Linked DNA regions of Mus musculus: regions 1 and 2 are each linked to region 3. A link is a loop called in an ENCODE intact Hi-C map of the cell type or tissue named here. Cell type or tissue: left cerebral cortex. All regions are shown on one strand. Links, peaks and the distances in the headings refer to the core of each region. The heading gives the core; the rest is flanking DNA. Region 1 holds the start of Cttnbp2 (cortactin binding protein 2). Region 2 has its middle 30 kb from the start of Lsm8. Region 3 has its middle 78 kb from the start of Gm23648.

The links. A loop is a pair of places that touch in the nucleus more often than their neighbours do. Peaks named below come from ENCODE experiments on the same cell type or tissue, not always from the same donor. Only the 100,000 strongest peaks of a DNase experiment are listed, where the experiment ranks them.
Region 1: it touches region 3 in a loop (2.4-fold over the local background); 3 of 42 quality-filtered maps call a loop at or near these places.
Region 2: a loop joins it to region 3, with 2.4 times the contacts of the local background. A loop is called at or near these places in 2 of 42 quality-filtered maps.

Annotation. Positions count from the first base shown.
Region 1 is chr6:18,508,179-18,516,827 of GRCm38, forward strand. Cttnbp2 (cortactin binding protein 2) reads right to left here and starts at 6,691. Exons shown (of 23, transcript NM_080285.2): 1 at 6,477-6,691. The coding sequence starts at 6,557. In left cerebral cortex, for the core only: no CTCF peak of the experiment used is centred there; DNase peaks (open chromatin) are centred at 3,892, 5,033, 5,556 and 6,700; H3K4me3 peaks cover 4,281 bases; H3K27ac peaks cover 4,999 bases.
Region 2 is chr6:18,814,505-18,823,153 of GRCm38, forward strand. No RefSeq gene overlaps it. Among named protein-coding and RNA genes, the nearest start is that of Lsm8, 30 kb to the right of the region's middle. In left cerebral cortex, for the core only: a CTCF peak has its summit at 5,061 (motif pointing left); DNase peaks (open chromatin) are centred at 2,802 and 5,053.
Region 3 is chr6:18,645,273-18,653,921 of GRCm38, forward strand. No RefSeq gene overlaps it. Among named protein-coding and RNA genes, the nearest start is that of Gm23648, 78 kb to the right of the region's middle. In left cerebral cortex, for the core only: no CTCF peak of the experiment used is centred there; DNase peaks (open chromatin) are centred at 4,080, 6,872 and 7,908; H3K27ac peaks cover 2,484 bases.

The DNA.
Region 1 (8,649 bases), core at 138-8,137, 140 kb before region 3:
AGACAGGCAGCAATGCCTGAACACTTTCACACTAGCCAAGCAACTGTGTGTGGGAGGAGGGACCAGTGATGAGACAATGCCAGGAAGGGAACCCGGCTACGGGCATAGCTAAATTTAACCACAAGAAAGCTGAAGGGAAAACAGAAAAGTGGCTCTGACAGGCCTTTTCCTCCTCTTAGATTTCCTCTTCTTCCATTTTCTCTCCAGAGGGAAAAAAAAAAAGAACCCCCATTTCAGAAAAACTAACAAAACAAGAACAAAAAGCAAGTACTTTTCCATCAGATCTCAGATATCCATGCTGCCTAACAGGAGGCTTGAATCAGCCCCTCAGCGAGAAGCCTTCAACATCTCACGAGTGCCACAGAGAAGTTTGTAACACGCCACATAATGCATCTTGATTATGTGCAGGTGTCAAGTGCCAACGGGATGATTTTCAGATAAATGAGGACCTAGAAGGCAAAAATGATGGTCTTGGAGTGACCAAGCCCATTTGAAGAAGAGCTTGGGTCTTTGGATCATCTTGGTGCCCTTTTGGTGAAATATTGAAATGCTGGAACAAAATCAATTATAACTGTGTCCTCACTCCATAAATACTGTATTCACTATAGCCTTCAAATAGATCCCCAACCTAGTTATTTACTAAAAGAGAAGAGTCTTGGAGTCAAATCACTATTTCTACATGAACTACAGCATGCTATACACAGCATTAGTAGTCTTTAGTAGTAACTTAGTCATTTCTAAGTTACTTAGAAATAAATAGATACAACTAAAATCTTGGCAGTACTTCACCATTAATGCTACCATAGCCATTACACTCTGGACAGTAACTTCTGGACAGAAAGTGGGGAAGAAGGAGGAAAGGAGAGAGGGATGGGAGAGAGAGAGGGGGAGAGGGAGGGGAGATAAATATAAATGTGTTCTTTTATATGGTCCATGGGTGATGGCACCTTGCTTGTACAGACAGGTTCCAGCATTTTTCTGAATCTCACCAATCAGATAACCTGGCTGGCCATGACTGCCAAAGCCCAAGAAACCCTTTCGTCTCTACCTCCCTAAAGTGAATTCACATTACCATGCTGGGCTTTCTTAAGTGAGTTTCAAGCTCTTCATTGACTACAATATCACTTTAGCCCAAGACAAAGCCTTTTTAAATGTAATATAAGTCTTGCAGTAGGTAATTAGTCGAGAGGAATCTAATTAAGTCTTTTCCCCAATGAGCTGAGGTGGCAAGATCTATGAGCCCTGGGCAGAGAAGTGACTCCATCTCTGCCAGGCACGTGTGAAGCTGGATTCGAGTCCCACATCCCATGTGCCTGTCCACTACTCTAAAGCCTTGACTAATCTCTTCATTTCTGTCCAATCTTTTCCTGGGCTCAAACCTTTAGGAATTTGTCTCTCATCTATCAACCATTCCCTCCTCTCCACCTGTGATGGTTTGTATATTCTTGGACCAGGGAGTGGCACAATTTGGAGGTGTGGCCTTGTTGGAATAGGTGTGACCTGGTTGGAGTAGGTGTGTCACTGTGGGTGTGGGCTTAAGACTCTCACCCCAGGTGCCTGGAAGTCAGTCTTCCACTAGCAGCCTTTGGATGAAGACATAGAACTCTCAGCTCTGCCTGTGCCATGACAGCCTGGATGCTGCCATGCTCCCACCTTGATGATAATGGACTGAATCTGTGAACCTGTAAGCCAGCTCCAAGTAAATGTTTTTGTTGTTTTTATAAGACTTGCCTTGGTCATGGTGTCTGTTCACAGCAGTAAAACCTTAACTAAGACACCATCCTAATGAGTGATGTGGCATTAACTTTAACGTTAGAAAAGTCCAGGAAGGGAGCACTATGTTCATCAACATGTGACCATTCCATGCTCAGCCTCAGTTATCACAGGGAAGACAAGAGACTGAAAAGAAAACTAGCCAGGTAGTGGTGGCGCACACCTTTAATCCCAGCACTTGGGAGGCAGAGGCAGGTAGATTTCTGAGTTTGAGGACAGCCTGGTCTACAGAGTGAGTTCTAGGACAGCCAGGGCTACACATAGAAACCCTGTCTCGAAAAAACAAAACAAAACAAAACAAAACAAAACAAAACAAAAAAACTAAAAGCACTGAAAATCAAATTTTGAAAACAGAACTCTGGAAAGCATTGTTACGTCATTAAGAAGAACAGCTTAGAAAAGGGAATGAAAACGGACATGAAAATGGGGCTGGTGAGATGGCTGAGGAGGGAGAGGCACTTGCCTCCCAAACCTGACGACATGAGTATGAGCCCCATGGTCCAGAGATGGAAGGAGAGAACCGACTCTACCAAGCTGTCCTCTGACCTGCACACGTAAGCCATGGCATGTACACTAACCCTCCACCCTACAGCAAGCAACAGATGTTTAAAAACTGAAATTCAAAGGCCAGAAGATGTAGCTCAGTTAAAAAACACTTGTCCATAATGTCCAGTGCTCATAACTGAAGAAGAAAGGCAGGAAGAAAGTCAGTCTGTCTATTGACTTAAGGCCTGAAACATCTGCAGCGTTTACTATTATAAACCACAGACCAACATCTTCATTATTATCTTGTAATACAGAGTATATTTTCCAATTAGCTGATCAACATCAAGAATTATGAGAGCTTCTAATGAGCCTTATTTAAGAAATCAACTCATACAACTCTCCTGAAAGGTTCTACTCTACCCCCGCTACAGCATTGATGGCCACACGATCAACAGCAGCTATCTTTTCTTGCTGAAGAAGCACTAATGCTGTAAAATGTTTTGTCAACATATAAACTTATGGGAAACACATAAGAACAGAACCAACTGGTAATTTAGCTTTCGTATGGATTCAACCACAAATGGCCAAACGCTTTTCAACACAAAATTACTCCTATGAGAAATTTAACAGCAGCACCAATTGCTGTAAAAATAGACAGAACAGATGCAAACAGAAATATGTAAGCCATTGTTTAAAAACCAACAGTGTAACATGTAAAAATACCTCCATCCTAACCTTTCAAACTTTGCAAAACCTAAGCTGCGTTCTAAAACCTATAGCTGAAATGGTGACAGCTTTCTACTCCTCTTTGCGAACCTTTGCATGGGATGCCTGCAGAGGAAACTCAAGAAACGTCATGGCTACACAACATTTTCTGCCATCTCCATTCGTATCATCTTTCTGAGGGCCCAGCACACATGTCCTCCATCATGGGCTATCTCCAGTGCCTTTCATAAAACATTTCCAGATCCTTCCAGTAGGAACTCTCTCTCTTATTGTCAGTCCTAAAACGTCTGTCCACATTTTTTATGCCTGTCTTTGACTCCTCTGTACACTGCAGAGTTTACCATAGCCATACTTTGACAGGTCAAAGGCAGTAAAGATGCTACCCACCCACGATGTTACCACCTTCGTGACTGATGAGTGACGTGTGCTGAGTTCATGTCATTCCCCTTTTAAATTATTCTATCAAACTTTCAACATTCTCCGGCTACTATAAAACTATGATTTCATTTTGTGAAAAGTAAAAAAACAAAACTAGCTAAGAAGGCCCCTTTTTTTTGCATTTTTGTTCAATATTGCCACCTAGAAAACAAAATTTTCAAGGTGCCAGATGTAAAAGTTTAACACTGATGTGTTTTTTAACCAAAAAAACCCCGATGCCACGGTATTCCTTGTAATTGCCACCCTCATGGCAACATCTACACCTAAGCTTGGCATATCAGCTAATCCAGAAGTCCGGGAGGGGGGGCACTGGTTGCCTCCCCAAATACAGCTTTAAATGGATCTCCATTTTTTTCTTACTCCCAAATTCCACAGTGACAATACAAAGCAGACTCTGCTTTCCATACTGCCTACCAGAAAGAGTTACATTCTGAGCAGAAATAGCAATATGGCCTATAAAAGTCATCGCATTTGGCTGAGGTACTGAAAATAACCCAGGCTCCCAGCATGGATCACAGCGTAGACTATTAATACGATCCTATTGAATAATGTAGCTGTTAGCTCCGGGTGCTTTCAGGATTTAAACAACGAAGCACAAGGATAACAAACTAAATTTAAAACATTCCACTGGAAATTATATTAAACTGCAAACTATAAATTAAGCCAGTTACTAAGCAACAATCTAAATAGGAAAAAAAAAACCCTCTGAAAACATGCACTTTCAAAAATAGCCAATGGCTTTGAGGCTTCACTAGCCTAATTCTGCCAAATGTATGTGTGTGTGTGTGTGTGTGTGTATATGTATATATGTATATATATACATATACATATATATATATATATATATAAAGTTTTTTGTTGGCAAAAAGCAAAATATAGATTTAATTTTTAACCATTAGATGAAAAACAATCATGACAAACAGAATTACTGTACGTTTTCTTTAACCAAAAACAAACAAACAACAACAAAACAGCTAAGGCTGGCGATTGGGGTGGAGGAGGGGGGTGGGGGGGGTTAGGGCCTCTCATTCTAGCACTTTACGAGGAGGAGTTCATGGTAGGCTTTAGCTACATGTGATCCTGCCTCGAAATAAATAAATGAATAAATAAATAAAGACCAGTTTACTCAAGTAGCTAATGTTAAGAGCTCCTTTTTCAAGTGCAAACTTCTTGTTAAAATATATATATATATATATATATATTCCAATTTTACAGAATAAAAGGTAACATTTTTCCTTAAAGTAAACAGCTACTTTTACAAAAACAGTAAGTACTGTTATTGCAGGCTGGAAGCCTACAGGATCCCTTGGGAATCATGAAGAAGGTTCTTTCCAGATTTTTTTTTTCTTGACTTAATAAGAATCAAAAAATCCAGCTGCTAATTTATCCGCATTTGAGTTAGGCTCCTGACATTTCTAACCACTTGACAGGGAACACTGACCTTGTTGGAACAAAAGTCTTCCTGACAATGCAGTTTTGTTTATAGTCCTATACATCACACATCACAAAGCACATGCTGGAGTTGGTTTATCTTGTGCTTGAAATATCTTGCGGGCACAAAGGGGTGTTTTCTAAGTAGATTAAACAAACTATCCACCTTCCTGGGGGAGAAGAATAGAGTTCTCCCACACCTCCACTTCCCCCCTCCTCCTCATGGAGAACAGGACAGTCCATAATTTCAACTCCCAGAGGGACTTGTTTTAATAGACCCTTTCTCCCTTGTCACCGAAAGAAAGTAGCTCACAAGGGAAAGGCTTCATTTGAAATATCTTTAAAGTTCTTATTAGCAAAGAATGGAAAACTCAATTTCCCCCAAAAGCTCCCCAAGCCCAGATTCTTCCACTTTCACGATGGGGATTAGTGGTGCCCCTTCCCCTCCCCTCCTCTCGTGTTCTGCCTTTTGCAGCTATCAACCCAAGTACCTTCCTCCACATCTTTTTTTTTTTTTTTTTTTTTTCGTTCCAAGCCAGAGGTGGGAGGAAATTCAACAGCTCAGGTTGTTTACATCTGTTCCTGCCCTCTGCTGCCCAGACCCGGATTTGGATCTGGAGGTGGAAGACACTGAGGGGTTGTCCATGCGATACTCAGCTCACTCAGTCCCACTCCTCCAAAAGAGCTGTTGGATTTGGCCAAGAGTGGGAGGCGCTCCCAGACCTGTCTTTCTTTGCAGGTCTTTGCAGCTTTAGCAAGAGCTGCTTCCTCAACCTGCAAATATTTTCCAACCTGGCTTTGTGGGTCAAGACCCCACAGCAGGGTAAGAAGAGAATGTCTGTGCATGCAGACATTTAGAGTATCAAAGAAGGGAGCAGGTACGAGCCTAAGCAAGTCAAGGCGCCAGGGAAAGGGAACAATGTTTTGACACCGGGTTCAGAAAACCCAGTTCAATCCCGCTTTAGCTAGGGAAGAAGGTCCCTACAGATGACTGAGCGAGTGGCAGTCAGCTAGTACCCAAAGTGCAGGCGCTACGGGGCCTCTCTCACCAGTCTCCCCAAGACACATGAGCCCCCCCCCCCCCCACACACACACACAAAGAGCATCCCCACACCTGCCTAGCGATGGTTCACCTTCCCGCCTCTGCTACCCCAGGTCCCCTGAGAGGTGTCAGGCACCCCGAGACTGGCGTTCGCTCCGCACCCCGGAGAGGTGAACAATGGAGACTGAGATACCCCGCGAGTGAGCAAAGGGGTCACCAGGGACGCGTGTGGTGTCCAGAAGGACCGACAGGCCCCTAGTACCCGGGGGTGGGGGCTGGCGTTTCCCCACTTGAGCCCGCTTCTGGCCCTGGGGACACTACGGGGAAGGGACACACGAAGGGCACACCCCGGGGAAGGAATGGGTAATCAAGGGAAGAGGAACAGGAGAGAGGGGATATCCTGGAGAAGGAAGGGAAACCCTTGGGAAGGGAGACCTCGGGGAGTTAAAGGAGCACCCTAGAGAAAGACAAGGCATCCCAGGAAAGGACCGGGCACCCCTAGGGGAGTGTCCAGTGGGGACCCTGGCACCAACCCCAGCCCGCGTCTACGCGGTTCCCCGCGCCCAGGGAACTCGGTTACCGCCGCCTCCGCCGTGGCCCCCTCCGTGTCACCCGGGGTGCGGGACAAGTCGGGCTCGCAGCTCGCGCTGTCCGTCGCCATCTTCCTGCTCTAGCGGATCCGAATGCGAGCTCGGAGCGGCGGCGGGGTTCAGCTCTCTCGGCGCGGGCGGTACTTAACCCGCTGCTGGCTGTGGCCGCCGCGCTCTCAGCCCGGGAGCTCGGCCGCCCCCTCCCGCCTCTCCGCGCCGCCCCTGCCGCTTAACCCTGTGCGCGCTGGAGACGCGGCGCCCCGCCCACCCGCTAGCCCAGTCGCTCCCACGGGACCAAGAACCAGCACCAGAGATGCGCGGCCTCGCGCTGGTGTCGAGGGGACCAAACACCGGGGGATGCAAAAGAAAGCAAGCTTCCTCCCTCGAGGCGACGGGCTGGCCAAAATCTTTGCTTAGACAGTGGGGCACAAGCCGATCTGGAGGCCAGACTCCTGGATGTGAAATAAATCTAAAATTGAGCAACTGTCCCTCACTTCCACTAGCTCCAATGAGGTGCCTTCCTTAATATTTGCCAGCCCCTGTCGCCTGGACACGTCTATCCTCTTGGTTTGTACACCCGGCTTTGTTTTATCGCATCTTCGATGCTAGTTCTCTCTCAAACCATCAACTGAAAGTCTGAACTCACAGCTAAAAGTCCCTGTCCAGCTGTTTTTAGCGCCCTTCCTCCGCAGGTACCTATCTGCTCGGGTTTCTTTTCAAAGAAGGTGGAATCTCCCACCACCACCCGCCCCAAGCCTGAGGTCTGTTCTGAAAAACCACCAGGTATCCAGTAATGTCTTACTACTTTTGAGAGAACAGGAGTTTCTTTCGTACAGATGAGAACACAAGGATACACACACAGACCTTTGTCAAAAATGATCATATGGAAATGCATGGCTGGAGTTTATATGAATGAGTTAGGCCCAAGCAATTAATCTCCTCTTCTCCTGCCTCTAATTCTGTTCTCATCCTTTCCTGCCAAGTCCCAGAATCTGAAAATCTATCACCTTATTGAGACCTTATGGCAAAGACCTCCCCAAATCTCCAGATCTCTAACATTTTTTTTTTTTTTAAATTTTGTTCATTGAAAGCACATAATCAAATGGAGGCATTCAAACTCTGTCTCCCTGAAGCCAAATCAACGCACCATCCAATCCCACGCTTGATATTCTGGAAGGTGGGTGACTGGAATGTTCAGTACATGGAGTATAGCCTTGAAAACAAGCAAGCAAGCAAGCAAACAAACAAACAAACAAAATGACTAAACAACAAGATCCCAGCCTGCTCTCATTGACAGGACCTGACACCTTAACTGTTCATTTTCCGAACTGGATCCGAATATTGTCAGAAATCAAAGAAAATATTTTCTACAAAGACGTTGAAAGGAATCGGTCAACAAAATCTAGAAAGTTCCCCCTAGAAAGAGCAGTCCAGGAAACACACCTGGAGCCCCGAGGTTAAGGGTCAGAGCTTAGGAACCACCTGCAAGTTACCCAGGCACAGAGTTTCCTTTGTTTACTGTTGGCTGATTTCCTCTGCCTGTGGCTTGTACTCTGTCTTGGTCATCACACCACTTGCTTTCATTTAGTCAACTGCTCTCTTGAAATTACCCAATATGAGACTATCTAGACTTCTAAGGCGAAAGGAAAGCACGTGACTGTAAAAGATTTTGAACTGATCGTAAATAGTTAAGATTAAAAGCAAGGATATTTCCTGATTTTGTTTTTATTTTTAAAAAATTGTTTTTGTACATTAGTTTTCTTAATACCGATGCTGAATTATTACTCTAAAAATTACCTGGCATACTTCTAAGGAGAGGCAGGAGGAAAAAAATAATATATTTCATTTAGGAATTAAGGAGAGGTATCTAAAACCCCTTATTGCTCGGAAGTAGATATGTTCTTAGGCTTGCAGCTCAATTTTTAAATGCCTCATTTATTTGAAGATATTTTATAATAACGTTAAAAATTTAACTGCATCATTGGAAAGAAACAGCTTGGTTTCATTCTAAATAAAACCCAAACAGATACGTGTCAAAAAAAGGAGTCAATTCCTGTATTTTTCCCCCTCTTGCTTATGTGTATGTATGTAAATGGAAAAAAAAAACCCTACAGGCATAAAAACCAAAGTAGAGCACATGTTTTAACTGTCAAAACCCAGGAT
Region 2 (8,649 bases), core at 131-8,130, 170 kb after region 3:
ACCTGTAGCCCAATAGTGGCCCCAGCCACAATAACTGGGACCTTCCAAATCAATATCTAATTAAGAAAATGACCCACAGCAGTATGGTTCTCAACCCGTCATGACATCCGCAGGGACTGTGTACTAGATATTTATATTCTGACTCTTAACCATAGCAAAATAGCAATGTAATAATTTTATGGTTAGTGGCTACCACAACATGAGGAACTGTATTAAAGGGTCACAGCATTAGGATGGTTGAGAACCATTGCCCTACAGGGTAGCCTACAGCCAGATCATATGCAGGCATAAGATTTCTCAATTGAGGTTTCCTTCTCTCTGGTGGCATCAGTTTGAGTCAAGTTGAAATAAAACTAGCCAGCACAGTAGTTACTGATGAGGTATGAGATTTGAAGGAGTTCTAGGTCGTATAAGATCTTTTGATTATAGGACGTTTATTCTGATTAAGAATAAAGAGATTGGAGAGTTTGAGCAGAGCCTTAATGTGATCTGCCTAGTTATTCTGGCTTCCATGTTTAAAAATGGACTAAATGAAAGAGAGAAAGATATAGGAAAGTCAGCCAAGAGATGGTGGCAAAATTCCAGGCCAGCAGAAAAGAACTTACTTCATAAAGCTAATAAAATAGTAATGAAAATAGACAGATTAGCCAGATTTGGTATAGGATTCAAAGCAGAGCCAAACAATAAGATTAACTGAAGAGGATGTGTGAAATGTATTTTTAAAGAGAGAGAATGAGAGGAGAGAAACAGAAAGGGGCAGGGGGATCGGTAAAGAGGCAGAATAGTAAATTCTATCTTGTCCCAACAATAGTATTACATCTATCCACAGATCAGTCTCTTCATTACAGATACCAAAAAAAGTTGAAACTCTAGTGGGGATCAAGATTGAAGAAGTCTATTTTGAGAGCTTAGTCATATCCAGGTAGCAAACTCACTGATGGAATGGTTCAACTGTAGTTCACCTCTGGAGACTTTGTTTCCCTAAAACAGGAGTCTAATTACATTTGACATTGAGTCCTACAACCAAAACTATATAGCAAAGGGCCCAGGAAACATGCTGGTACTACTTAAGGGTGGTTCAGTAGGCAGATGTGTCTTTCTAGAAGGTGGATCTCAGCAGAGGACCTGAGAGTTCCTTGGTAATGCATCTCTAGCTCTTTCAGCTGTGTTTCCTGTTTGCATTGCTTGTGACAGGGCACAGACAGAGCCTCACTCAGTTGAGTCATTGCAGCTAGCATGACAGACTTTACTCCACAACAGTTTATGAAAGGAGCTTTGTCTTAGCCCCTGCCTCTCTTTGCTCAAGCGTGAGAATTATATCAACTTGTGTGGGAAATAGCTGGAATACTCATCTGTCTATGCAACATCAAAGCTTGCCAGCTTTCACCCAAGAGAAGACCACATAAAGTCTCCGACCATCAAGGGTAAAACCAGGGAGCAATCCCAGTGGCTCAATGGAGTGTTGTCAGTCATACTCAACTTTGCCAAGAAGGCCCTGAGTGTCAGCTCTAGTCTTCGGAGGAAGTTGGGATGTACCATAGCTGAGCCCACATGCAGCACTACTCAGAATCTTGTGTACCAGTGCCATCTAATTATAAATGCTACCCTTTGATCTTACAGCAGGTCTATATAAGCCTTATTTCCATCGCTACTAATGTGTTCTAGGAGCAGTTCTATCAATTCAAGATACTTTTGAGAGAGCTTCACCTATGTGAGTTTTGAAGCTGGCTTGCCAACCTCTGTCCCCAACAGATCTTCAATCATACCTCAGTCTCAATACATGGCCCTCTTTTTGCAGACCAAATCCAGTTCTGAGAAGAGTAGTGCTCCAAGCAGGATGTTTCTCTGACACAAGTCTTAAGCATTATTACACAATTTGGGCATGGTCAACCATAAGAGTGGCACATCAATTAGTAGAGGTAAGGAAATCTGAAGAAATTCATTATCTGTTACACATATTAATTTTGAGATAGCTATAAATATTTAGCTCAAGACAATGAGGAGTATTTTTCCACTACTCTGGAATCAAGCTGAACATATAAACTTAGTAGACATAAACATATGGTGTTTAAAATTATGAAATTGGATATATCACTCAGGGACAATATAAATAGAAAGGACAGTTTTGGAGGGCAAAGCAAATGAGGTTAAGAAGGAGCAGCCAAGGGGGAGGGAGAGGAGGGGAAGGGAAAAGTGTGGCATCCACGTGGAAAATTTTAGAGAAAAAAATGTCATTGACTACGTCAAATGCCACTGATAGTCCACTAGTGAGACTTGAAAGCTTACTACTGGATTAAAAACAGATTGCATCGATGATCTGATGGTCTTAGTAAGAGTGATCTGTGGAACAGTGGCTATAAAATGCCAAATCCATTGAAAAGGTAGTGGAGAAAGTAAGACAATTAGTACAGGGAATTCTTTTGAGAGGTTTTACTTCAAAGAGCTGAAGCAGGATGAAGCAAAAGGAGTAAAACTTAAAAAGAAAAAAAAAAAACACGAGAGAAATAATAGCAGTTAGTGTGCTGAAGTTCTCCTCTAAATACTTTTGTTTTGTCAAGGAACAGGCAAAGAAGACAACTTGCTCTAAGAGTGATTTATGGCTGAAGGAGGTACGGATTAGAAAGCAGGTAGTTAAGAAAGTATGGAGCCAATCAGGTCAGACCCTTCGGATGAAGGGTATCAGCATCATTACACCTGAGTAACTACAGAAGGACAAAATGGTCATCAGGGCAGGAGACAGCAGACAGCAGTCATCATTGTCATCACTTTGAGCCGAATTCTCTTCAGCTGTGTGGGTGCAGGACCAGCAGGGAGTTGATTTAACTAGGTTGTATCTGACTAATCACAGAAGCAATCTCTACTCCCCACACCCTATTCACCCACTCATGGAAAAATCAGCTATCTCTTTCCTAGTATACAGGAAGGTGGAGATGTTGATGAATCTGACTTGGCTTTCCATAACTCCTGCAAAAGTTTTGTTGTGTGTTATTCCCTCTTCTCTTGGTTGTTCATTTTCATCATTACACAGTACTATTGTGCCCTGACTGCAATTTTCCAAGTAAACATAATGACAACCATGGATAGTGATATAATTAGCATCCTCACAATATCTTAACGATGTTAAGTATCATTATTGACACATTTATGTTTGGGACATTTAATATATACTGAATCTTTTCAACAATTTCTCTTTTAAAAGTTTAATTTTCAAATTTTTCTCTTTCCTATATGTGTGTGTCTGTATATGCCATCTAAGTGCGGTGTCCTTTGAGGCCATAAGAAAGCATTGGAATCCCTAGAGCTGGAGTTAAAGGAGGTTGAGAGTCACCCAGTGTGGGAGCCAGCAACCAAACGTGAGTCCTCTGATGTTGTGGTTTTAATGACAATGGTATCTCTTCCTGTATGCTAAGAAAGAGATAGCTGATTTTTCCATGAGTGGGTGAACAGGGCGTGGGGAGTAGAGATTGCTTTAATGAGACTGTTATGTTTGAATAATTGGAATAATCATCATCAGTTGCTGGAACTGTTTGGGAAGAATTGGAGGAGTGGTGCTGGTGGTGGGCATTCTCAGGTAGTGCTCTGTCTGTCTGTCCATCTGATGCTTGTGGATTAGGAGGTAAGCTCTCAGCTAATGTGCCAGTGCCATACCTACCTGCCTGCCTGCTGCCATGCTCCACACCATGGTGGGCATAAACTGGAGCCTGCTGGAATCATGAGCTCCAGCAAACATTTTCTTTTATAAGCTGCCTTGGCCTTGGTGTCTCTTCACAGCAACAGAGAAGTAGTTAGGACACCCAGAAGAGCAGCCTGTGCTCTTAACCTGCTGAACTGCCTCTCCAGCTCTGTTTCCCCACTTTAAAGGAATGAAAATAGAAGGTAAACCAAATTGCAAGCCCAATAAATGTGAAAGATGAACCCAACCTCATCTCTGTGTGCTATACAATGGTGCCCTACTTATTGCAACCTCCACTTCTCTCTCTCTCTCTCTCTCTCTCTCTCTCTCTCTCTCTCTCTCTCTCTCTCTCTCTCCCTCCCTCTCTCTCTCTCTCTCTCTCTCTCTCTCTCTCTCTCTCTCTCTCTCTCTCTCTCTGTGTGTGTGTCTTGGGTGGTAGAGGGTTCTTTATGTGATCTAGGCTGCTCCAAACTCTCAATCCTCCTGCATCAAGCTTTCAACTGCTGTGATTACAGGTGTTTACTACCATGCCCAGCTTTCTTGCCTTTGTTAAGGCTAAATCAAGTTTTTCTCGTTCTCATCCCAACTGTCACATATATTCAAGTGTTGTGTAAGCTTGCCCCAAACCTTCATCCAAAGCATCTTTTCTGTCTGTCTCCTTTCAAACAACAGGTCTTACCTTGAAATCTTGAGATAGAAGCTTTATCTATCACAGTCCAGTCCTAACTTGTTCCAAATGCTGACCTTTTAGTAATATTCTCCAGCCCATGTATTCTAGGCTATTTTGCAGCATTTCAGACTTCTACCTACAGACTCTAATAGCACTTTTCATCCAGCTCTGATAAAGATAAATGTACTTGCCAAGTGTACTTTTGGAGGTAAAGTTGTTCATATTTGAGAAACTATAGATTGGGAATAACATTAGACAAGACTTTGTGTTAGTTGTATTTTAATGCTTTACATTTCAGATTCTCACTTCATCTGTAATACTAAAATTCTGCTGCTTGTGGGTGCAAAAGATTGAACTTAAGGTCCCACACATTCTAACAGGCTCTACCGCGGGATTATAGCCTCTGTTTTATAATATGTTTAAGGAAAAGGACAAACTCTTCTGAGAGCCTCTTAGCATCACCAGCATAGTTTCAGATAATCAAAACTCTGTCAGTATGCTTTAAAATGAAGAAGTGACCTGTGGTGGCTATTACATTCTATTACAGTGTCTTATCATTGGTGACAGAGACCATGAAATAGTCCTCTTTGGAACTTCAGCATGTGGGAAAAAATACATACTACGTGCTCAGTGTGTGGCTTTAAAACTCTTCCTGGAGGAATTTCTGAAATTGGCTTTTAACTGTGGCCTCTATTCACATCACAGCCCTGCCACCTAGTGGCCAATTACCCAGATTTAACTACAATACCTCGGATGAAAGGTGCGAATACTGACTTGTTTATCAAAGAACTGAAGTGTAAAAGTATATTCAGCTTCATTAGGTAAGGAGATTCTAAGCCATACATAGAAAACATTTTACAACAATGAGAATGTTCAAACTTTTAATGTTTCGCTAAGCTGATTGAAATGAATGCCTATAGATAAGACGTTCGTCATTCCAATGTGTTCTCAGTATGTGACATATGCATCTTTATTCCAAGCAGTGTCTTTGCTCATTAAGATCAAGCATTGTTGCTTTTCCCTCATCTTCAATAAAGTCCTTCCAAGATATAGAACTCTGTGAAATAGGAAGATACATTGTTCATGTAGCATAAAAAATTGACTGGACCAAAGTTGATTGACTGTTTGGAGTGAAATTATCAGTTTTGATCGATTAGTGTGCTTGTAGCAATGACTGAATTAATCCATCAGTTCAACTAAGTAGGTTAATAGAAATGCTGTAATAACAAAAATATAAGCTGTGAGGAAGCACTTTCACTTTCATTGTTGATTAAATGAAACTCAGTAACGAAAACTCAATGTTTTCATCACTTGGAATTATATATGCTCAAGTGACTCATTTATTACTTACAATGCTAAAATACTAATATAAAAATTAATAATAATGCAGTGACTATCACGCGCAGGATAGGGGAAATGAATGACAGGGAGCTGAGAAGTAAGAGTACATTTTAATTTTAACTTCAGGAGTTAGGATTTGATACATCATAAATCTGTTACTAATCCATATTTATGAGTTACAAAATGTATTTTGCCTTAGCAGGAAGGCATAACCAAGTGTCTCTAAAACATGGTGCATTGTTCTGTCACTTGTCTGTGGTTTTTGGAGGGTATTAATATACTTTGATGCCAAATATAACAGATGTATGAACTCACACATCGATCTTCCTAATATTAGCTCTGGATGCATCGGTTATGTGAAAGAGGCTTACTTGTTTCTGATACTTCACACTTTCCTGATGACAGGAATGACCCCATTTTTCTTTTCCTCTCTGCTATTTAAGACATCTGAAGAAAGCAAAAGAGATTATTTAAATCAGGTCCTACTTACATACATGCAGAAATTGAGATTTTGGAAAAACTTGGCAAAAAAATCCAAGATAAATGAAACTAGTGGTTATAGATGGTTCCAGAACTCACATCTGCTGAAAGAGTAACTCTCAGAGGATCAGCCTTGAGGCTGCTCTGTAGCTTCACACCTGAGAGTGCATATACCACCCAAGCACAAGAGATGTGAGAGCCAAGCTCATGGTGCTTTATGTCCCTGGACACTTCCGTAAGCATTAGGAGTTCCAACTTCACCAAGTCACTTTGAATCCATGCATTGTCATGTTTCCTACTGAGAGGACAACATAAAACCCCATTTGTCTCCATTTAAGGACCAGAACTGATTTCAAAGAAAGTCTGTAAGGCACCAGCTCCAGGGACAGACCATAAGTCCTAGAAACTAGGCCATAAGACACCAGCTCCAGGGAAAGACCATAAAATCCAGAAAGCAATCATAAAACTCCTTCCCAAAGTATAGCCTGGGGATAACTATGAAAAAAACTTATCTCAAAATGGCAATCTGTGCTGGACAATCCCATTTCATCGTATGGTTAAACATTCATGAAATAGGAATGCAGACCACTGACCGCCTGTGACTCCCTAGCACTTACCAGTGAAATTTTAGATTACCTAATCTTTCTGAGGGTTCTCCTGGTTCCCTATAAAAAGGCCCACATGCCTTTGTCTGGGGTTACCATTTCAAAGAATGGTTGGCCTCTAGATGCTGGTTGTTTCTACAGAATAAGCACTCTTTCTCTGTGCATACTATCTGAGTCTGGAGTCTTCCTTCAGCGGCTTTCAGACCCTTATACTACACCCCCCTTTTCCCACGCAAACCCATTTAGTATCCTGTATTCAGTCAGTTATTTCAGCATCTTTTCCTTCAAATATCACACTTACCTTCTTGCCTTACTGAGACCTATCTGTCCTTGAAAGGATATCAGTGTAAGAACTGAGGTTAAGGGCGTGTCTTGCTCTATTTTAATGCTACTTCCAAATTATCATTTTCTCTTCTGAAAAAAAAATAATTACTGTTCTGATGATGTTTATGCCACGTGGACCACCACAGCTTGATTCATTCTACTCTTGTCTGCTAACCTCTATCCACGTCTGTAACTTTCACTAAAGTCTGCTTTTGGCATCACGTCTTCCATTCCACCCAACTTTCTGGCTCACTGGTCTTCAGCTATGTTCTCCCATGGTGTCTCCAGGACCCCTTCCTCATGGCGAATACCTCTTCCTTCTCTTCCTCCTCCTCACTCTTTTCCTTCCACTGCCTGTCAGAAGTCCTGTCCTATTCTGTCATCTGCCCAGACACTGACTGAAAAGCTTCTGTTGGAAAGTCAGAACATAAATGAGGAGCAATGTTTATACAAACTTGAAACAGGAGTACTGTGAATAATCACTGCAATGCCCCCAGACTGTGACTAGATATAGGTCACAGATATAGATATATCTAGATATAGATGCAGAGAAATCGGCATTTGAATAACACAAGGATAATTCTACACAGTGTACAATAACATGTCTATAGGAAACATCTGCAACAAACAAAATAACAAAGGAAAGAAATAGGTTTAAAGCACAGCTGGCGCCAGTAATTTATACATCTCTGAGATATTTTTATGGTGAATCCATCATTTACCTGTGTATTTTTAACTGCTTTTTACACAAATGTATTTCCTTACTTGGCCGTCAGTAATGGGAGTTAGGACAAGAACTAATAGAACAGACATTTAGTCAAAAAAACTCTACACTTTAAAATTCCTAGATTTATAAGCCAAGCAAAATGACAAACACACACACACAAACACACATACATACAACCTAACAAACAAGTGAATATAATAACAAACAAAACAAAGAGCATAGCCTTACTCAGAAGCATAGAACTTTATGCGAACTGTATATAAAACTGCAAGTACAGGCTTCAGTGGATCCACCTTCATTTGCAAGCAAATCAGAGAATGAGATAGTCTAAGGGTCCATGATTTGCTGAAGAATGATACCCTAGTCTCAAATAGTATGTAAATGCAAAGAGTGTTTGATTCTGCAGAAGTCCAGCATGCTGGGGTCACTCCCGTTACCAAGATAGAGAGACAATCACATGAGCTTGTAGGCCTGATTAAAAGCAAATTAGGGAATTCTAGGGTAGGTGACCTTTATTTTACTTGTCTCTAGGACATTCCATTACTGGGGCATGGAGGCTGGAAACTGTTGCTAAGGAAGTAGCTAAGGAGCTGTGGAAATTGCTGCTGACCCATTGTCCTTGCCTGAGGCCAGGTAGCAGGGCAACTTCTGAGGCCTGGACTTGCCTGGAACTGCCCAGTTCTTGTGAACAGATTTGGGCCTGGTCTCCTTCACTGCCAATTTATAGCCTGTCACGGGATCAGCCCAGCCTTCTCACTATGTCTTGTGTACAAAGACAACATGCTTAGTCACATTCCTACTGCTATAATCACAAGACAGAACCAGCTTT
Region 3 (8,649 bases), core at 209-8,208:
TCATAATATGAAGTCAGTAGACTTTTTTTTTTCTACCTTAGAGATCCTTTGCATTTTATTATGGCTTCTGGTTTTGTTTTTTCATGGGATTTCTGAGTGTGTGAACATGTGTGCGTCTGTTTCTGTATACATTTCTTGTGTTTTGTTTTTTTTTTTTTTCTCTTGTTTGGTTGTTTTTCCATTTTATATTTTATTTTATTATTATTCTTTAGATGTCTGGTTGTTTTATAAGGAGAGAAAGGGTATGGGTCAAATGGGAGGGGAGGTGGGGAGGAACCCATAGGAGTAGGGAAGGAAAAATTGTAATCAGGACATATTGTATTAAAAACCTTAACTTTAACTTTAAAAAAATATAGCTATGAGAGTTTACATTAAAATATCAGAGGAACATTAAATGAATAATCACAATGATATATCTCACAGTCTTGATGAAATAAGAACAAACCAAATTTAAATTAAGCAGAGAGAAAGAAATCATTAGGATGGGGTAGAAATAAAAGAGCTGGAGACTGAATGAGCAGTTCATCAATTTGGTGAAACAATGAGTTGATTCAACAAAAATAAGTAAAAGAAGATCAACAAACTCTGAGCCAAGCAAATGGAGAAGTCTAAGTCTAAAATTCAATAAAATTAGTAATGGGATTGGGGGTATCACAGCAAAATACAATAAAAGCCAGAAGATTAAAATTATTTTGAATACTTTCCTTCTAAAATGTTGGAAATTAAAGAAGAAACTGTAAAATCCAACCAAAATTAAATATAGCAGATATTAATACCGTGAACAGATATTGAAGTAGTTAATAGTATACCAACAAAGAATAGCCCGGGATTGATTTTCTTTTGAAATATATATAATATATAATAATTATGTTATATATATAATTTAATATATATATTATCTCTTCCAAAAACAGTTTAATGAACTAGCATTGACCTGATAATCAAGCCAGGTCAGGACATAGTAACAACTAAAAAAGAATGAGAAAATAAACTGTGAACAAATTTCCTTTATAAATTTAAAATTTAAAAGTATAGAAATTCTCAGTAAAATCCTGTCCAAACAGATTCAACAGCAAAGTCACCAGGTATCAGTCCACGATCAGGTATCTTCCATCTCAGGGATACAAGATTGTTTCAGTGTACACAAGTCAATAAGTGTACACAAGTCAATAAATGTAACATAGTACTTCAATAGATTCTGGGACAGAGATCCTAGGATCCTGTCAAGAGATGAGAAAAGGCCTTTGTAAAGTTCAACATGATTTTATGATATAATCCCTAAAGAAACGAGGCCTACATGGATATGGAAGTATAACAAAGGTCCTATATGACCCAGGGCTGCTACGTAGGCTTAGTGATAAGGTGTTTGCTGACCCATGATGCAAGCCTGACTTGAGGTTAATTCTTGAAGCTCCCATAATGGCAAAAGAAGAGAATGGACTCCATGTATGTGTACATGCCACCCCCATGATAATAAATGAAATGCTTAATTTTTAAAAGCTATATGTGACGACTCAATCCATAGCCAACATCCTACTAGGTGGATGAGAATTCCCAAAGCATTTTTTTTCTAAAATTGGGACTATGATAAGGGTTTATATTTTAAAAATCCTTATTAAATATGGTGTCTGAGGTCTTAGCTAGAGCAATAAGACAAATGGGAAAACAAGAAGAGAAAGGACTCTATTTCCCTGTGTAGAGAAGGTCAGAACAACTTGGAGCCATTGCTTGACCTCGCTCTTGAAATACCTAAGTGAAGATGTTTTTGTTTATTGAGAAATTTCCTTTTTAGTGCATTTCCTGTAGCCTAGACTAGCCTTCAACTTGCTATATAGCTGAGGTTGACATTGAACTCCCAATCTTCTTGCTTCTCCTTCTCAGGGGTTGGGATGACAGGCAAATGTCAATAAGCCTGACTAAGTGTTTACTTCAACAAGCCTTCATTTCCTAGCATAATGGAGGTCCTATATGACTTCCACAAACATGTTATATTGATAACATAATAGACCATCTCTGCCTATTTGTACTGTGAGTAATTCATAACCAACAAATTTGCTTTTCTCTGTTCTGGAGGCTAAGAAGCAGAATGACAGTGGGTTAGGTGACTGGTAGTGGCTTTATCCTTGTTTCCATGATAGCTCTTTGATTGTTTCATTGTCACATGGGAAAAGGTGGAAAAGGTCACTGTAGTACTGTCTTCGATTTAGTTTGTTGTTGTCTTTTTTTTTCCATCTATTTTCCATCTAGTGATTGCCATATGCAGGGATCCATCCCATAATCAGCTTCCAAATGCTGACACCATTGCATACACTAGCAAGATTTTGCTGAAAGGACCCAGATATAGCTCTCTCTTGTGAGACTATGCCGGGGCCTAGCAAACACAGAAGTGGATGATCACAGTCAGCTATTGGATGGGTCACAAGTCCCCCAATGGAGGAGCTAGAGAAATTACTCAAGGAGCTAAAGGGAACTGCAACCCTATAGGTGGAACAACAATATGAACTAACCAGTACCCGAGAGCTCTTGTCTTTAGCTGCATATGTATCAAAAGATGGCCTAGTCGGCCATCACTGCAAAGAGAGGCCCATTGGACTTGCAAACTTTATATGCCCCAGTACAGGGGAATGCCAGGGCCAAAAGGGGGAGTGGGTGGGTAGGGGATTGGGGTGGGTGGGTATGGGGGACCTTTGGGATAGCATTGAAAATGTAAACCAGGAAAATACCTAATAAAAAATAATAATAAAAAAATTAATTTATTTTTTATACCCCATATTCCATTCCCAAACACTCATCCACCCTCTGACTGCTCCACATCCCACACCTCCCCCCACCCCATCTCCACATGGATAAGTTTGATACATTTCTCTATTTGTGAGTGAGAAAATCTGGGCTCCTTACAGACAGTTGAATTTGGTCCCTATCTCTGAGCCAGAAGGTCACTGACAGGAGGATCCAGCTGCACCTTTGCTGATGCTCACTTTGCCTATGGCCATAACTAACCACTTGCTGCATGCTTTCAAACTATTAAAATCATTTTCTATCACAGATTATATTTCTTATTTCTTATTCAATCTAAGTCAAGTCCAGTTGATGTAAAATAACCTTGCTCTTGACAGAAAGATTCTTTCTTTGTTGATTAAGCTTTCTCTGATGGACAAGTTCCAGGACATAAATCTGAAAGTCTAGGTTACATGGCTCAAGTGAGTCTCTGGTGGACTTGTGGGGTTAGGGAAGATCATTGAGTTGCTGGGCCTTCATTTTCTCTGCTCAATGCAGGAAATACTATCTAGCCATTTAGCATCACAAAATAGGGTGGATTATAGAAATGAAAGTGTTCTATGAAATGTATTATGTTACAAAAATATTTAAAAAGATATATCATCATGAATCACTAGAGGGAAGTGGCCTGAACTCAAACATGAATTGAATGGCTTTTATTGAATATTTGTCTGTCTGTCTGTCTGTCTGTCTGTTTCCCCCTCTCTCTCTTTGTATATGTATGTATCTTTTTATAGATTTCTTTCTACTCTCCCTCCTCCCTCCATACACACACACACACACACACACACACACACACACACACACACACATATGTACACACATAGAACCATATGTACACATTTATACAAATGTGCATTTACAGTTTTCTATTTTAAAAATATTTAAAATAACCCATTGCTGTGGGGTAACTTGTAGGGTCTTTTAAATTGAAATTCTTTATTTTATTATTTCCAATCAAGGAAACCCAATGGACTGGTTCACCAGATGAGAAGAGAGGCCTTGTGACCATGTGGCCTGCTCACTTAAGCAGATGGAATAACACATTCGGTGCTAATTAAAATCTTCAAAAGGTCTTCAAAGGATAGCAGTAATACTATATATTTCCCTTATTTAAAACACGAGCAGATGAAGAACCCTTTTTTCTCCTTAATGAATATAGGATTCTCATCTGCTATCTTTATGAAAATGTAGCATGTAACACAGAAGAATAAAATAGAAAACTAAACCAGAATTGGAAGGGCTGTGTCATTCTGTTTCTTTCAGAGGAAGCCATTCTTTCTGAGAGCCAGATGGCCACCCAATCCATGTTTTGTAATTAAATCTCTAAGGCGCTGGAAATGATTCGGCATTCCTGATAAAACACAATGCCATAGAATGCTGGGTCCTCCTCTGTACGTGGAAGGCATGTTGGTAGACACAGTAGATAGGCTCAGCATCCACCCTCATGCTACAGAGGATGGCAGCTTAGGACTGCATTTCAGTCTCCCAACTGCACTTGTTGGGAGAAGCTGGGATGTGGGGATGGGCATCATGAGGAAGGAATATATCTTCATACACACAGGGAGGGAGGCCCTGTATCCTCTGTGGCAAACCTGTGGGTTCCTGATGTGTAGTGTCTGGTTTGTTAGATGATGAGTGTGAATGTGTATATTGGGGTGGGCTACAAACACCACCACTTTGAAATAAAAATTATGAGACTGATGAGAATTTTTTCTATTTGTTTTCATGGCTGGAAGCATACAAGCTTGCTCTTTCTTGGCCCTGCAGGAGATGTTTGAGATACATCTACCATCTTAATAAGTAACAGCTCTATAACAGCTATCTAGAGAGGAATTGTTGCCTTTAACTATAATTAGCCCTACATAGGGTTTTTACAAGAATGGCATACATATATCTGATATACTTTACCAAACATCTATTGTGTACTCAACAACCATTCCATCTTTTATATAGACGGCCATTTTGTAAGAGTAATAGCGTTCTTAACAAGATATTATTTCCTATCCTCTCCTGAAATTAACCATGGATATGGATATAATTGTAGGCAAAAGAATGTAGGCAAGAATTGTAGGCAAAAGAAAGAAAAAAAATTTTCTTACAAAGAAAAAAAAAAGAATGTTACTGAAGAGTGAAAGGTAAACTTTGTCTGTCTGATATAAGCTCTACACCCTCTGAAACTCTTTTCTGATATACACGGGAGACAGTTGGAGATTCCGAATCCATCTGGCATCCATCTTCAGCATCATCCTGTGAAGGTCAGTGGGTGATAGAGTCCTGACCTGTCATCTGTTCTAACATACATGAGACCCAGACTTAGGCCAGCAATAAACTTTAACCTTATCTCCTAATACCTCGTGTATAAGATAACATAGTAGGGTGTTTAGATTTAAGCTTGTCCCTGAGTTAACTAATATCTAACTCAATGAAAAGTAAATATCACACAGCTGATAAGTGTTCCATCCATCCAAAAAGCTCTTGTAGTCTTTAGCAGTGTGGTATGTTATTACAGAAAATGTGCAGAATGGGTGACCCAAACAGTGGACATAGTCTATAGCAGGGGTTCTCAACCTGTCAGCTGTGACCACTTTGAGGGTCAGATAACCCTTTCACAGGGGTCACATATCAAATATCCTATATATCAAATACTTCCATCATGAATCAGAACAGTAGCAAAATTACAGTTATGAATGAAAAATAATTTTATGGTTGAGGGTACCACAACATGAGAAATTGTATTAAAAGGTCACAGCATTAGGAAAGGTGATGAGCTCTGTTCCAGGGGTTAGGGAGCCAGCATGATAGGATTCTTCCTAGTTAGATGCTTTACTTCTAAATATTCCCTTATATGGTAGGATACAGGATAGGGAGAGAGGCTTCTATATCTTGTTTTATAATGCAGTTAAATATATTATGATCTTTTCCTCCATGACTTAATTCTCTTCCTAACTTTTTGCTCCAAGCACCACCACACTGGGGAGGAAAAGCTCTAGAACAACTCAATACATAAGTGTTTTGAAGCCATAAGCATTTAGCCCATAGCAGCCATATTTTTGATATGTAACCATGCTAAGGTGAGTAGCCTGGCCAAGTTTATGATAGGGGCTTGAGATGGTGTCTCACACACCTTCTCAGTTATTTTCCTTATCAGTTGGCCATCAATTATCCATCTATTTATCTATCTATGTACCTCCTAAAGAAACTTCTAACCTCTACTCACCGAGTAGTGAGAGGAATCTGAACCATTCTTGAAGATCCCATATTACTCAACTATCCAAGATCATCCTTCCCACCTTCTCCCCCCAGGTATCCCCCAAAAACTCACTTTATCTTTCTCAATAATGGACCGTTCCTCTAGAGTTCCTCAAGTGGCAAACAAGTTGAATTGTTCTTAACAAGTGTCTAGCCCTTTGGAATGTCTACACTTATGCTAAGTGACCTTTGGGAGGACGGAATCAAAAGCAGGGGTCAAATGATACAAAGGTTTTCTACGAGCATCCAAGAACTTGCTGTTTCATGGTGTCTCAGCCAGGTTTGTGACAGTTAGCCTACCTATCCAACCCATGTATGTTGTGGGTATATTTACTTCCATGGGGTACAAAATAAAAATGGGGGCAGGAGAGAAAATATGAGGCTAAAAGTGAATCAGACTGCAGTGGGTGGGGTGGGGGGGGGGTTAGGAGAAGGGATGGGGGATGGGGAAAGGAGACCTTTGCAGGTGGAAGGAGAGAGTGCTAATGAGTTCATGAGCTAAAACAGGCATTAGGAATGGCTTCATACACTGTTCACTTAGGTTGAGTTTCTAGGCAAGAATCTGTCTCAGGGGACTTTAGGGCCCGAGGTCCAGAGACCTAGAGCCTCCATGTTAGCCTCCTGGAGAAGTATTATCGTCACCTCAGCCTGACTCCATGGAGAATGTGTGAAGCAGAATGTCTGCTTTCCTTGCACCAAGCAATGATCGCTCAAGGGCAGAAAAGCACAAAGAGGTAAAAATAAACTGTTCGCATCTAGTAGTATCAAGCAAGAGCTTGCAATATGCTGACTTGTCAGCCTGACACTATACGAAAGTAGTTCTTCACACTTTCAAATGATCTGGCTGAGTGTGATGTTGCCCAGGCACAGTCACGAGGGTGTTCAGCAGACGCTGCTATAGTCTCAGGCCCTCCGGCCAGGAAGGAGGAAAGGCCCACGGCCAACAGAGATTCCCCTGAGTCGAGGACCCTGGACTGTCACTGTTAGGATTATCCTTTCTTTCTGTGTGGGAGGTTCTAAGATGAGATGAGACTTTCAGCCTAAACCGAGTTAAGCAAGGAGTGATCGCTGGCCAGAGGATTAACAAGAACAGGAAATGGTAGGTGGCAACAGAGCCCTGTGCCTGTGGGAAGCGAAAAGCTCTGGACAAAGCTGGAGGCTCACACTGACAATTCCTTGATCTTGGGATGTTTACTTAAGCAACTCAGATGGCTCCAGGGACAGACACTGAGAGGCACTCTCATTCTGCCATCTTTGCTTAGATGTTGCTTTATGGTGAAACGTTCCCTGATTTAACCCTGTGTTCCCTAGAAGTGGAGTATGCTGCATTAGGTGGCAAAAGGCATTATCTTCTCAGAATTGACAACGACCCTTTCTTTCTAAGTTAGAAACTCCCAGAATGGGCTCTCTAGTCTGACTTGCAGTTAACCAAGTAGATAATTATGTACTCTTTCGTCTTTACTTCCTCTTGGTTGACATTGAGACTTGTCAGATCTGCTTCAACCCCACACAACCCCCTATCATGACTCAAGCTGCTGAGACACTGACTGGCAGGAGTGGCCTTTGTTCTATATGAGTGGTTCTCAACCTCCTAATACAGTTCTCCCATTAGTATAGCTCTTCATGTTGTGATGATCCCCAACCATAAAATTATTTCATTGCTGCTCCATAGCTGTAATTTTGCTCCGGTTATGGATTGTGATGTAAACATCTTATATGCAGGATATCTGATATGTGACCCCAAAAGGGGTCATGGCCCACAGGTTGAGAACCATTGTTTTGCACCCTATTTCTACACGGAGGTGTCTTTGCTACTGTGGCAGATGCTACACAGTGATTCTCTCCAGAAGTTTCCCAGGCAGCATGTTTAATTTTAGAAATGGAACACCTTACTGTTTCTCTGCTGTGCAGTCTTGCCTTCCAGGGCTAACAGCCCCTGACATTTAGCTTCCTCCCATCCCGGAGAAAAGCATGTGGCTACGTGTGTGTCACACTGGTCTTCAGAAGGAAGGTCAGATTCTGCTTCCTGGGAACGTTAGGAGGATTTGGCGGTTGTGAAGATTATTTTGATCTTTGGCTCCATAACATACATGATGCACACCTGGAGATCTGAGAACAACTTGCCAGAGTTTGCTCTTTCTTCCCATCATGTGGGCTTTGCAGGTTGAATTCAGGACATCGAGCTTGCTAATAAGCAAGCGCCTTTACCCACTGAGCCATCTCACTGGCCAAATAAATAAACCTGAAGATAAATTCACACGACCACTAAGGAATTGCCTAAACCTCTCAATCTCTTAAAACGGTGTCCCTGTGAGGTCAGAGTACGGCAATGATGTTGGTATGCTTTTGACTCATTCTCTATTACAAGACAGGTTGTTATTTCTATCTATGTGTGATATGAGCCATGCAAAGTCATCCTTCCAAAGATGTTCCTTGTATTAGAATGCCTGCTATGAGAGGTACAGAAAACCTGGGTTCTGCTACATCATAACCACGTGGCTTTAGTAACAACAATGTAGCAATATCAGCAGGACACTGGGCATCCCTAAATTCTACTATGTACCCTCAGGAACTGTTAGAGGTGTATATTAACCTAGTAAATCCTCGAAGCATCTCCAA